Linked DNA regions of Mus musculus: region 1 is linked to region 2. The links are chromatin loops, found by intact Hi-C in ENCODE. Cell type or tissue: left cerebral cortex. All regions are shown on one strand. Each heading gives the region's core, and the rest is flanking DNA. Links, peaks and the distances in the headings are about the cores only.

What was found. Peaks named below come from ENCODE experiments on the same cell type or tissue, not always from the same donor. Only the 100,000 strongest peaks of a DNase experiment are listed, where the experiment ranks them.
Region 1: it touches region 2 in a loop (8-fold over the local background); 2 of 42 quality-filtered maps call a loop at or near these places.

The regions. Positions count from the first base shown.
Region 1 is chr7:117,919,365-117,924,745 of GRCm38, reverse strand. No RefSeq gene overlaps it. Among named protein-coding and RNA genes, the nearest start is that of Gm34822, 71 kb to the right of the region's middle. In left cerebral cortex, for the core only: a CTCF peak has its summit at 2,278; DNase peaks (open chromatin) are centred at 2,315 and 3,046; H3K27ac peaks cover 1,049 bases.
Region 2 is chr7:117,695,658-117,701,038 of GRCm38, reverse strand. No RefSeq gene overlaps it. Among named protein-coding and RNA genes, the nearest start is that of Gm34762, 61 kb to the left of the region's middle. In left cerebral cortex, for the core only: a CTCF peak has its summit at 5,198 (motif pointing right); DNase peaks (open chromatin) are centred at 1,231, 2,185, 2,621, 2,817 and 1 more place; H3K27ac peaks cover 1,881 bases.

The sequences.
Region 1 (5,381 bases), core at 113-5,112, 220 kb before region 2:
CCCCTGAATGCTGGGGTTACAGATAGACACTGCCATGCCTGGTTTTCACTTGGGTGCTGGGAATCTAAACTCAGGTTCTTGGGCATAGCAAGAACTTTGCTCACAGAGTCGCCTTCCAACCTCTTTTTTTTTTGAGACAGGGTTTCTCTGTGTAGCCCTGGCTGTCCTGGAACTCACTCTGTAGACCAGGCTGGCCTCGAACTCAGAAATCCGCCTGCCTCTGCCTCCCGAGTGCTGGGATTGAAGGCGTGAGCCACCACTGCCCGGCACCTTCCAACCTCTTGATGTTCATTTAAATGCAAGCTCTGCCACTGACAAACTGACACTCAAAGAAAATTTGTTTCCTTGACAGTGGAAGAGAGTTATCCTGTTAGCTGAGGTTTAGTCACTCTCATTGGTCAGATTTTTGGAGAACCTTCCCATCATGTGTTGTCTCAAGCACAGTCTAGCTTTGATGCCCTTGTTTAACTCATCCATAGACATCTTCCCTTTATCTGAGTCTTAACTTTAACCTGTGAGGGTATACTCTCTTACTAAATTATTTGATTATATTTTCCTCCAAACTCTGTCCACATTGGGCAGTAGCTCTGTGAATTTAAGAATAATCCTAGGAATACTTTTGCCACATTATCAATGCCTGGTATTTGGCTGACAATAAATACCAAGGCTGTGTGTAATAGTGAATATCTATAATCTCAGCACTGGGGAATTTGAGGCAGGGGGGTCATGAGTTCAGGGCTACCTTAGGCCATATAGTGAGATTATATATGAAAAAGCCAAAACTCAAACAACAACAACAACAACAACAACAACAACAACAAAAACCAACTGACCAATCAGTAAAACAACCTAACTAATTAACCAGCCTAACTAACCAACCAACCAACCAAATAACTAACCAACCAATCAACTGACCAACCTACAATCCAATAGATCAGCTAAGTAAACAATCAACCAACCGACCGACCAACCAACCAATCAACCAAGTAATAATCAACTGACCCAACCAACTAGTTGATCAATCATTTCAGTAACTAACCAATCAACTAGCTAGCCAATCAAGTAGCCAATTAATCAAGTAACTAACCAATAATTAGTCAACCAACCAACTAATTGATCAATCAAGTAGTGATCAATCAACCAACCAATTAACTAAGTAACTAACAAGCTATTCACTTAATCAGTCAAGTAACCATCCAACTAACAAGCCAACCAACCAATCAACTAGCCAGTAAATTTATTGAGTCAATAAAGAAGTGAAAGACCGAATTTCTGGAGGATTGGCTAAGATCATTCATAGAATCCATGCTATCTGATACATAGTAGTAAGAACGAGTAAGTGTAGCTACCTCAAAGAAAAACACTCAAAATGTATCCCAATCAAAATTTGCAACACCTTAATAATCTAATCTCATATCATGAAGAAATATTTATTGAAGTGTGTTATCATCATTAGAAACTGGCCATTCTCTGCCAGCAAAACCCAAGGCCTATTTTATCTAATTAAAATAAGTTATTTTCTTGCTCATGTGATGTTCTCAATAAAAGTTGGGCCTCTGGTATCTCCACAACTTCATAGCAAGTCAAGAGAAAAAGATGGGTGACTGTCTTTAGATTCATGTTCTAAGACAGGTAGGCAGATCTCTATGAGTTTGAGGCTAGCCTGGTCTATGCAACGAGTTCCAGGACAGTCAAGGCTGTCACACAGAGAAACTCTGTTTCTAAGAACAAAGACAAAAATCAAAACAAAACAAACAAACAACAACAACAACAACTAAAAAAGAAAGGGAAGGAATGAGGGAGAGGGAGAGGGAGAGGGAGAGGGAGAGGGAGAGGGAGAGGGAGAGGGAGAGGGAGAGGGAGAGAGAGAGGGAGAGGGGGGAATCTTTTTGTATAGATAAAGTTCTAAGGACCATAGAAGACAAGAGCATGCACTATCGCACACAGCAGGGCTGTTGGAGCCTCCACTGACTCCCAGTTTCTGTAGATAGAGCTCATTTCCTGTGCACTTCTCCCTGTCAGGAATCAGTAACTCAGTGAGTGGAAGAAATTACATCAGATGGCAATAAGACCACAAGCTCAGGGCACTGTCTTTGGTGCCAACATGCCCCAGGGTAGGCACACCTAAGGCACTTGAATTGGAAGGCTTGGTGGCCTCTCCAGTTCTGTGCTTTCCATATATGAACAGCAAACTCAAAGGCAGGGGCCACAGCCCAGGAATGAGTAGCCTGGGGTTGAGCACCCTCAGCAGGTGGCTCTTCAAGCTGCTTTTCTCCACACTTAGCACCCCAAAGCCCACATGCCTGAGTCAGCCAGCACACAGTGTGAATCCCCAGGGCACAGGGATATGCCAGATTGGAGGGCACAGCTGTCTTGGGTTGAGAGGAGATGGGGCTTGTAGAGGAGATGGTAGAGAAAAAGAGGGAAAGATAAATATAGAGGAAGATGCTCTGAGCCATGTAGATTCAAGTCTTGGCTTTATTCCTTGGCATTAAAGAAATAATTAGAAAAACCCACACAGTGTTTTAACACGACTTCTATTTTAACTAAAATTATAGCTCTTTAAAATTCTTTCTCCTACTCTCTCTTTCTCTCTGTCTCTCTATTTCTGTCTATCTCTGTCTGTCTCTTTGTCTCTGTCTCTCTGTCTCTTTGTCTTTGTGTTTCCTGTCTCTGTGTTTCTCTGTCTTTCTGCCTTTGTCTCTCTGTCTCTGTCTGTCTGTCTCTCTCTCAATTTGTCTCTCTGTCTATCTATCTATGTCTCTCTGTCTCTCTCTATTTCTCTGTCTCTGTCTGTCTGTCTCTCTGTTTGTATCTCTCTGTCTCTGTCTTTCTCTGTTTGCATGTGTGCATGTGTGCCCAGGCTGGGATTGCAGCCCCATGCCAGTATACCATTCCTGACTTTTTATGTGGTTGGTGCTGGGAAGCCAAATCACGTCTTTGTGTTTGCAAAGCGAGCACTTTACAGATGACACAGTCCCCAGTGTCACAGTTATAATATCCTGTGTTAGGAACACCCTTGCATCCTCATATAATGTCATGAGGGAGATGCAACTGTTGCCCACCTTCACAGATGAGGTAACTGATGTCCCATTCTGCACACACGTTCTGACTTCTTTGCTCACGTTTCATAGTTAGTATACTGTCCTGTCCACCTCAGTCTCACGTTACAGATAAAACTCACTGGGTGTGGGTGTGATCATCTGCCTGATGGTACATCACCAGGAAGTTGCTGAGTAGAGATTGGAACTCAGATCTGCCTACTTCAGTTTCTCTGCTCTTACTTCCATGCCTTGGGTGAGGGTTTTCAGAAGCAAGTTCTTGCCAAAGATCTCATACGTGGGTGGGTTATAATTTATCAAGTAAGGAAAATGGACTGGTGAGGATCAATTCCCAAAGGTGTCCTCTGACCTCCACATGCATGTTATGGCCCATGCACACACACCATATACACATAATAATAAATGAAATTTGAAGCAACACAAAGGGACACTAAAAGCACTAAGAGAGATGTTCAGTGAGAACTCATTAAGATGGGGCCAGTGAGGTGGCTCAGCAGGCAAAGGCACGGGAACCTGACGACTTGAGTTCAGTCCCTGGAACCCACGGTGAAAGGAGAGAACCGACTCTCACAAACTGTTTTCTCATCCCCCAACATGTAATATAGCATGTATGCACCTGTGTTCATACATACATGTACATAAATATCATATAAAATGAAAAATAAAAGAATGAAATGGTTGAGATGGCTCAAGAGTCCACCTATGGACAAATGAGTAAAGAAAATCTCTCTCTCTCTCTCTCTCTCTCTCTCTCTCTCTCACACACACACACACACACACACACATACACACACACATGCACACATACAAATCGAGTGCTATTCAGCTATAAAATAATTAAATTTGTCATTTGAAGTAACATAGATAGACTACAAGTTAGAATGTTGAGTGAAATAGAATAAAACACAAGCTGTAAATTCACCTCTCTGTGGGATCCTAAGATTAGGGAGCAGAGGCTGAGAGGAGCCTGCAAGAGAGGACACTGGGGCAGAGGAGGCTGGGGGTAGAGGAAGCTGAGGGAGAGGAGGCTGGGGCAGAGGAGGCTGAGGCCGAAGAGGCTTGGGAGAGAGGACACTGGGGATAGAGGATGCTGGGGGAGAGAAGGCTGAGGGAGAGGAGGCTGGGGAAGAGATGGCTGGGATGGAATAAGATTAGGGAGGGGAGGATGGGGAGAGATGGGTGATTGCAGAAGATATGGCCAAGTAATGGGAGTGAGCTCTGTGTTGTAACAGAGGCTGAAGATGTCCTGCCATGTTGTGCCTTTCAATACCAAGTGACTAGAATGCTCCCACCACAGAGAAATGATAGACATTTGGAATGGTAGATGAGCTAACTCCCCCCCCCCCCATGTTGCTGCTCACATGATACATGTGTGCAAAGATGTCACAGTGTACCCCAGAAAGATGTTGATCAAACACTAAATTTAAAGACTGGCTAAAACAATAAATACTTGGGGAAGAGATGGCACGGCTTTGGGAAAGGCTCTTGCTGCACAAGTCTGATGTCCTAAGTTCCATCTGCAGAACCCATGGAAAGGAAGGAGAGAATGGATTCCATAAGTTGCCTTCCTGCCTCCACATACATCATGGCACACACCGTACACACAACAGAAAAAATTAAAAGTTGGTGTTTAGTACATATATTGACCACAATTTAAACTTTAAGAGATAAGAGCACTAGAGATTCCCCCTTGGGAGTGAGCAATGCACCCTCATCTATTTCTTAGATGCAGACTTTCCAGCCTCCATTGACAGTTCTTTCCCCAACCTTGTGACTTCGGTATGTTCACATGGAACCTATTGCCTTCTGCAGCTTTCTGTTCCTTGTGCTTCTCCCTCACACCTTGTATCTCTAGTCAAGTCATCCATCCTTAGAGGAAAGACCTAGGATTGCCTTTAGTTTCCTGGATGGTCCCTCAGAGACCTAACAGGATCTGTACTACGTAAATGTGTACATGAAAGGAGTGAGCAGGGAAGCCTGCTGCAATCTCAGTACTAATCTTAGTTGACACCACAAGGTGCTCTGATCCTCAAGGGTCAGGTCTTTATGCCCTGACATTGAACATGGGTACCACTTGCTGAGTATGGTCTCAGGTGAGGCATCTGTCTTTTGCTAAGGATGGTTCCCAGAGATTCAACCAAGTGAGAGCTATTGGCCACTTGCTTGCTCAGCCAGCCCAACTTCCATCCTGAGGGGAGGGTATTCCAAAGCATCACCAATTGATGGGACCAGCACTGTCTGGTACAGCAGCCCATAGGGCTACCTCAGCTGCTCTTTATCCTCACAGTTCCATCAAAGGGGGATCAGTATATCCCTGGT
Region 2 (5,381 bases), core at 285-5,284:
CTAATTCACATACTTCTGTCTCTGGGCAAAGGCTGATGGGAAAGAGTTTCAAGCTTCTGATATAATATGAGGGTGTGTGTGTGTGTGTGTGTGTGTGTGTGTGTGTGTGTGTGTGATCCCAACTAATGAGCTCCCAACTCAAGGAACAAAGACATGAAAATGAATTCCAAATGCTCACTAGCCCTCTGAAGAGACAGTTTTGAGATCAAGTCCAACACATCTAGAAATCAAATCCAATCTTTCTTCCTTTTCTCACCTTCAGCCGTTGGATGCTGGAGCTCTGAATTGTGAGGCTCTCACGCTTGTACAGCCAGCACTTTGCCTATGGAGCCATTTGTCTGGCCCCCAAGCTGATGGTTCACTTCTTACTCTTCCCCAGGCCTTCAGAAAGAGTTCAGTTTGTTATTTACAAGGGACCTCATTTGTTAGCAATGAAAAATGTGTTTTCCCCTTTCCTAGAGAGGAGTCTTTGGTGTCTCCAAAGCTCATGACAAGAAGCAAAGGTTTTAAAAACTATGAAGGTATGTGAGTAGAACAGTCCAGTTAATACCCTGAGTACAGTCAGTGCACCCAGGAGTCCAAATTGAAAATAGACTGGTTGGACCTCAGTGAGGCAGCTACCTAGATTTTAGGCTTGTGGCAACATGGAATTTCCTTTTCCGGAAGTGTTGAGGCATTTGGCTGGGTCCACCAGACTGGCAGAATAAGGATGGCATTGTTGGGTGTGGAGATAGAGAAACATATCCGACAGACTGCACATGCCCTGTTAGCTATGCTTGAATACTTCCAGTATGCCACATCAGCTTGTGGGGGAAGAAGTGTGAGGCCGAACATTCCAACACACGCAAGTGTGTACGTGTCTGATGGAGGAGGTACTGACTCTGAGTTTGCGAACATAGCTGCCTTTTATCCCTAATCTAGTCCAAACAACTTTAGCAATTGTTAGAGACACTGAAACTGCTAGAGGGAAGTTGGGGAGTACTCGAGTATTTTCTCTGACTCTTAGTTAAACATTGGCAACTTTTCTGAGCCTGTAAATATTATTGGGGTCCAGCCATTTCTCTTTGTACTCTATGAAAATTAACTCAGTCCACAGGGGCTGCAATCACTGCCAAAACCCCCAAGTGTGGGTTCTTCCTCCACACTGACAAAAATAACAGTTAATTAGGCTGCAACACCCAAAGGAAAGTGAACTCACACCACCAATCACAGAGAGGCATGCAAAGTGTTGCCATGGCAACTGGCATTTACAGCTCTTCCATTTTAATGTATCAAGGGCTGAGGATAATTTCCCAGTGAGAATACAGGAGGGTGGGGTACCCCCTTCCTTCTTTCTGCCAGTCTGTAACCAGCACAGGACATCCATTCTTGTGGCAACAGGTTTAAAGGAAAGAAGAGACGCCCACAAAAGAAGCAAACACCTGGCACGGATGCTCACAGGCCTTGGAAGTCTCAGGGAGGACAGCACACATTCTTAGACTCAGCACGGCAGCACTGTTGGCACATAGGAGCTGTAAGCCATGGCTTCGCTTGCAGGTGAACTTTGTTTTCATGGAAATCCTCCCTGCCTTCTTGGCTTTTACTGCACACTCTGTTCTCAGCCCCTAATAGTCATCATCTTATTCACTCTTCATGACTAAGTGGGAAGTGATTGTTATTCTCCATTTATAAATGAAGGTTAGGAGAGGTGAGATACCTTAACCATATAGTCTGGGGCAGAGCCTAGATTCTCCATGTCAGTTTCCACATCCCTTGTACTGTCTATCTTCTCTGTATATCAACTCATACGCTTTGTAAATAGGGGTAGATATACTTGCTACCATTACTATCAGTTAGCCATGGCTGCGTAACAAATGGCACAATATCCCAATGGCAGGTAAAGCACACCCTCGGACAGATTGGAGCTCTATTCTTATATGTTCATTCCCAGCCTCAGGAAGAAACATCTAGCCAAAGGAAGCTGTTCCCCTGGTGATGGATGAGTCATCATAGAAGCTAACCAATCACAAAAGTCTGTTTCAAGCCCTCCTGGGTCACATCTAATTTCCTATTGGACAAAGCAAGTCAAGTGGTCAAATTCAAGAAGCAGAGACGCATGCTCCAAATTTTGTAGCTGTGGTTTCAAACTTTTATGGCAAGAATATGGAGACAAAGAGAGATGAAGAGCAGCATGAATATGCATGAGCAGGTATCTCTGTTGTAGGATATAGAATCCTTGGGTATATGCCCAAGAGAGGTGTAGCTCTTTTATGTGGTAGATTTATTTTTGGCTCCTTTGACACTCCTCCATGCTGATGTCCACAGTGGCTGCACCAGTTGGCACTCCCACCTGCAATGAGTAAGTGTTCCCCTCCCCCACATTCACATGAGCATTTATTTTTAAAAGAAATTTATTTTTTTATTTTTTTGTATTTTAGCCATTTTGACTGTGGTCAGATGAAATCTCAAAGCAGTTTTAATTTACATTTTCCTGATGGCTAAAGGGTTTTTTTTTTTCCTTTTTTTCTTTTTTATTAGATATTTTCTTTATTTACATTTCAAATGTTATCCCCTTTCCTAGTTTCCACTCCAAAAATCCCCTATCCTCTCTCCCCTCCCGCTGCTCCCCAACCCACCCATTCCTGCTTCCTGGGCCTGGCATTTGAGAATGTTCTTTAGACATCTTCATTTTATCTTTTGAGAACTCTCTGTTTAGTTTCATGCCCCATTTTTTAACTGGGTCATTTACTTTCTTTTAGTTCTTTATGTAATTTTTAGTTCTTTATGTAATCTAGATACTAACCCCTTGTTAGAGGTATAGCTGGTAGAGATGTTTCCCATTTTAATGTGCCCTCGACTGAACTGATGCAACCTGTGGCCCTAGAGAGAACCTCCTATGTCTATCTGTTAGAGATATGCATTAAACCAACTCTTAATGACTTCCCATCATACCCATAGATCAATTAAGCGCTCAATCGTCATCAGAGATGCATCTATTTGAAGTAGATGGTGATTAACATAGATACTCACAATTGATAAAGGTGCAGAGAATAAGAAACTACAGAATGCTCAGACTTAAGTGAAACATCTAGACCACATTTCTTCCTCCAAAAGCTCACAGATCATTGCAGAAGAGAGACCGGAACAGTGTAAGATCCAGAGGCAGTAGATGATTATGTGGAAATAATGTTTTCCGGGGCACAGCCCACAAGTTGTATGAAATATTGACTCATAGCAGTTGAACGGTATGCGCAAGACCTGTGCAAGCTCAAGCCAGACAAAATTCCACTGAGGATTTTGCACCAGGGCTACATCAGTGAAGCAAATACCCACCTTTGAAGAGTTCCCTGGGTAATGTAACTCTCTCTGATAGACACTGGGAAGGCAGAGAGAAATTCAAATATACCTCTACATGTTTCTTATGAGAGCCTGTCTCAGAAAGGAGCACACATCACAGTTACCTGGGGAAGCTTGTTAAAATGCAGGTGCTCAGATGACAAACCATAGTCTTTAGTTCATTGGTCTTGAGTGGAGCCTAGGAATCTACCTCTGGGACCAGCTCTTGTGCATGTTTCTCAAACAATCTGATCCTCACCCTTCTCTTTGAGTCCTTGCTCATACTACGTGAGACATAGGATAACAAGATTATGGTGAGCAGATTCTTGCAGAGCAGCCTTTTTTCTCAGTCCTAGGGAGGCTGAGGCATAAAGCTCACAGGTTCAAGGCTAGCTTGGAGTATAAAGTGAATTCAAGGTCTGTAGAAGCAACTTAGGTAGACAATCTCTCAAAATAAACAGTAAAAAGAAAACCAAGGAGCTAGCTCAGACCTGTAGTCTAGCATGTCCAAGGATCTTCTTTCAATTCCTAGTAGGTCTGTGAGTTTCCTAACATCACTTTGGCTTGCTGGATACCGAGCCTTGGTCAAGTCTATAGTGAGTCTCTGCCCAGCTCCAGTTTGGTCAGAAACACAGGGAACTTGATGCCATTAGTGATAAAGACACCATGACCCCTCCATGTCCCACTTGACAGATATAGACAGATGGGGACTTCTGTGATCATTTCTGGTTGGGGGTTGGGTCAGCTTTTTGCTGATTGACTCCTCGATGATCAGATCACTGAATGAACCTCAGGACTGTCACCTCAGGCTCCGTGAGGAAGGTGCTGAATTCTGGTTTTGGCAGTTGAAAACAGAGAACACAGTTACATTTCTCAGGAGTGACTGCAGTACTCCAAGTCATACCCACAGTCTCTATCTTTTTATTCTTTCTTACACTTCTGCTACGGTTTAGCTGCTCTTTGGCCTGAGAGCCTTGAGTTACCACTTAACTTTCTGTTTCAAGATGAAGATCACAGAACCAGCAGTCTCTAGAGTTGGGTATTTACAATGTGCCTGGCAGTGTTCAGTGCTTTAAAAAACCTGCAGCAACAGCACAGGAACACCTACACTTGCCTCTACTTTATCTTTGTTATCAGCTGATAAAGAAACTTAAACTCGAGTAGGAATTGCTTGAGACACCTCGAAATAGCACCTATGCTTATCATGTTTTCAAAATCACCGTGGCTTTTTATAATTCTTTTATAATTGCCACCATATCTTGCTACTTAGTAAGTTAATGAGGATGCTCTATTAGCAGGAAAGTATGCAGGGAGCCTTCTGGGATGACCACAGTTTCCATTTTTATATGGGCGCATGCGACAGACCTATACTAGCATTTTCTTTCTTACTAAATTTTTTTACTGACTTTTTGTGGATTTCATATCATGCACCCCAACCCCACTCATCTCCCCACCCTCTCTATCTGTCCTCTGCCCTTGCAACCTTCCCCACAAAACAAAACAACAAAGCAGAAACCATCTCCCATGGAAGCTGCCTTGTGTCATAATGTGTCTGTCCCATAGTATACTCTTTTGCCCAAGCAGCTTTACCTGCAAATGTTCATTGCACTGAGTCATTGGCCTGGTTGGAGGCCTCTGGCTTCTGCTACACTATCAATACTGGATCCTTACCTGGACTCCTCTCAATCCTGATGTTCTGTGTCATGGAGATCTTGTAGCTTTGGTTCTGCAGGACCAGCCCCTTCACCTGCTCCAGCAGTTCATAAATGAGATAGATGTTGGGATGGCCCAACTTAAAGCCCTGGATCTGGGTCTGGGTGGTAGCTGAGTTGCTGAGCGCACCAGCGCTCCCACACTTACACCATCAGGATCAGCTTTTCCACACCCAACCACCAGGGGTCAGCTCTCCAGCACTGCCCTGGCAAGGGACAAGGCCATCTCTAGAGGTTATACACTTGAAGCCTGCTTTTCTCCACCCATGCCACCAGGGCCAGCTCTACTGTGCTGCCCAAACAAGGTGTGGGGCCTGCTTTCCCAAGTGCTGCAGCTGGCAAGGGGGCTGTGCT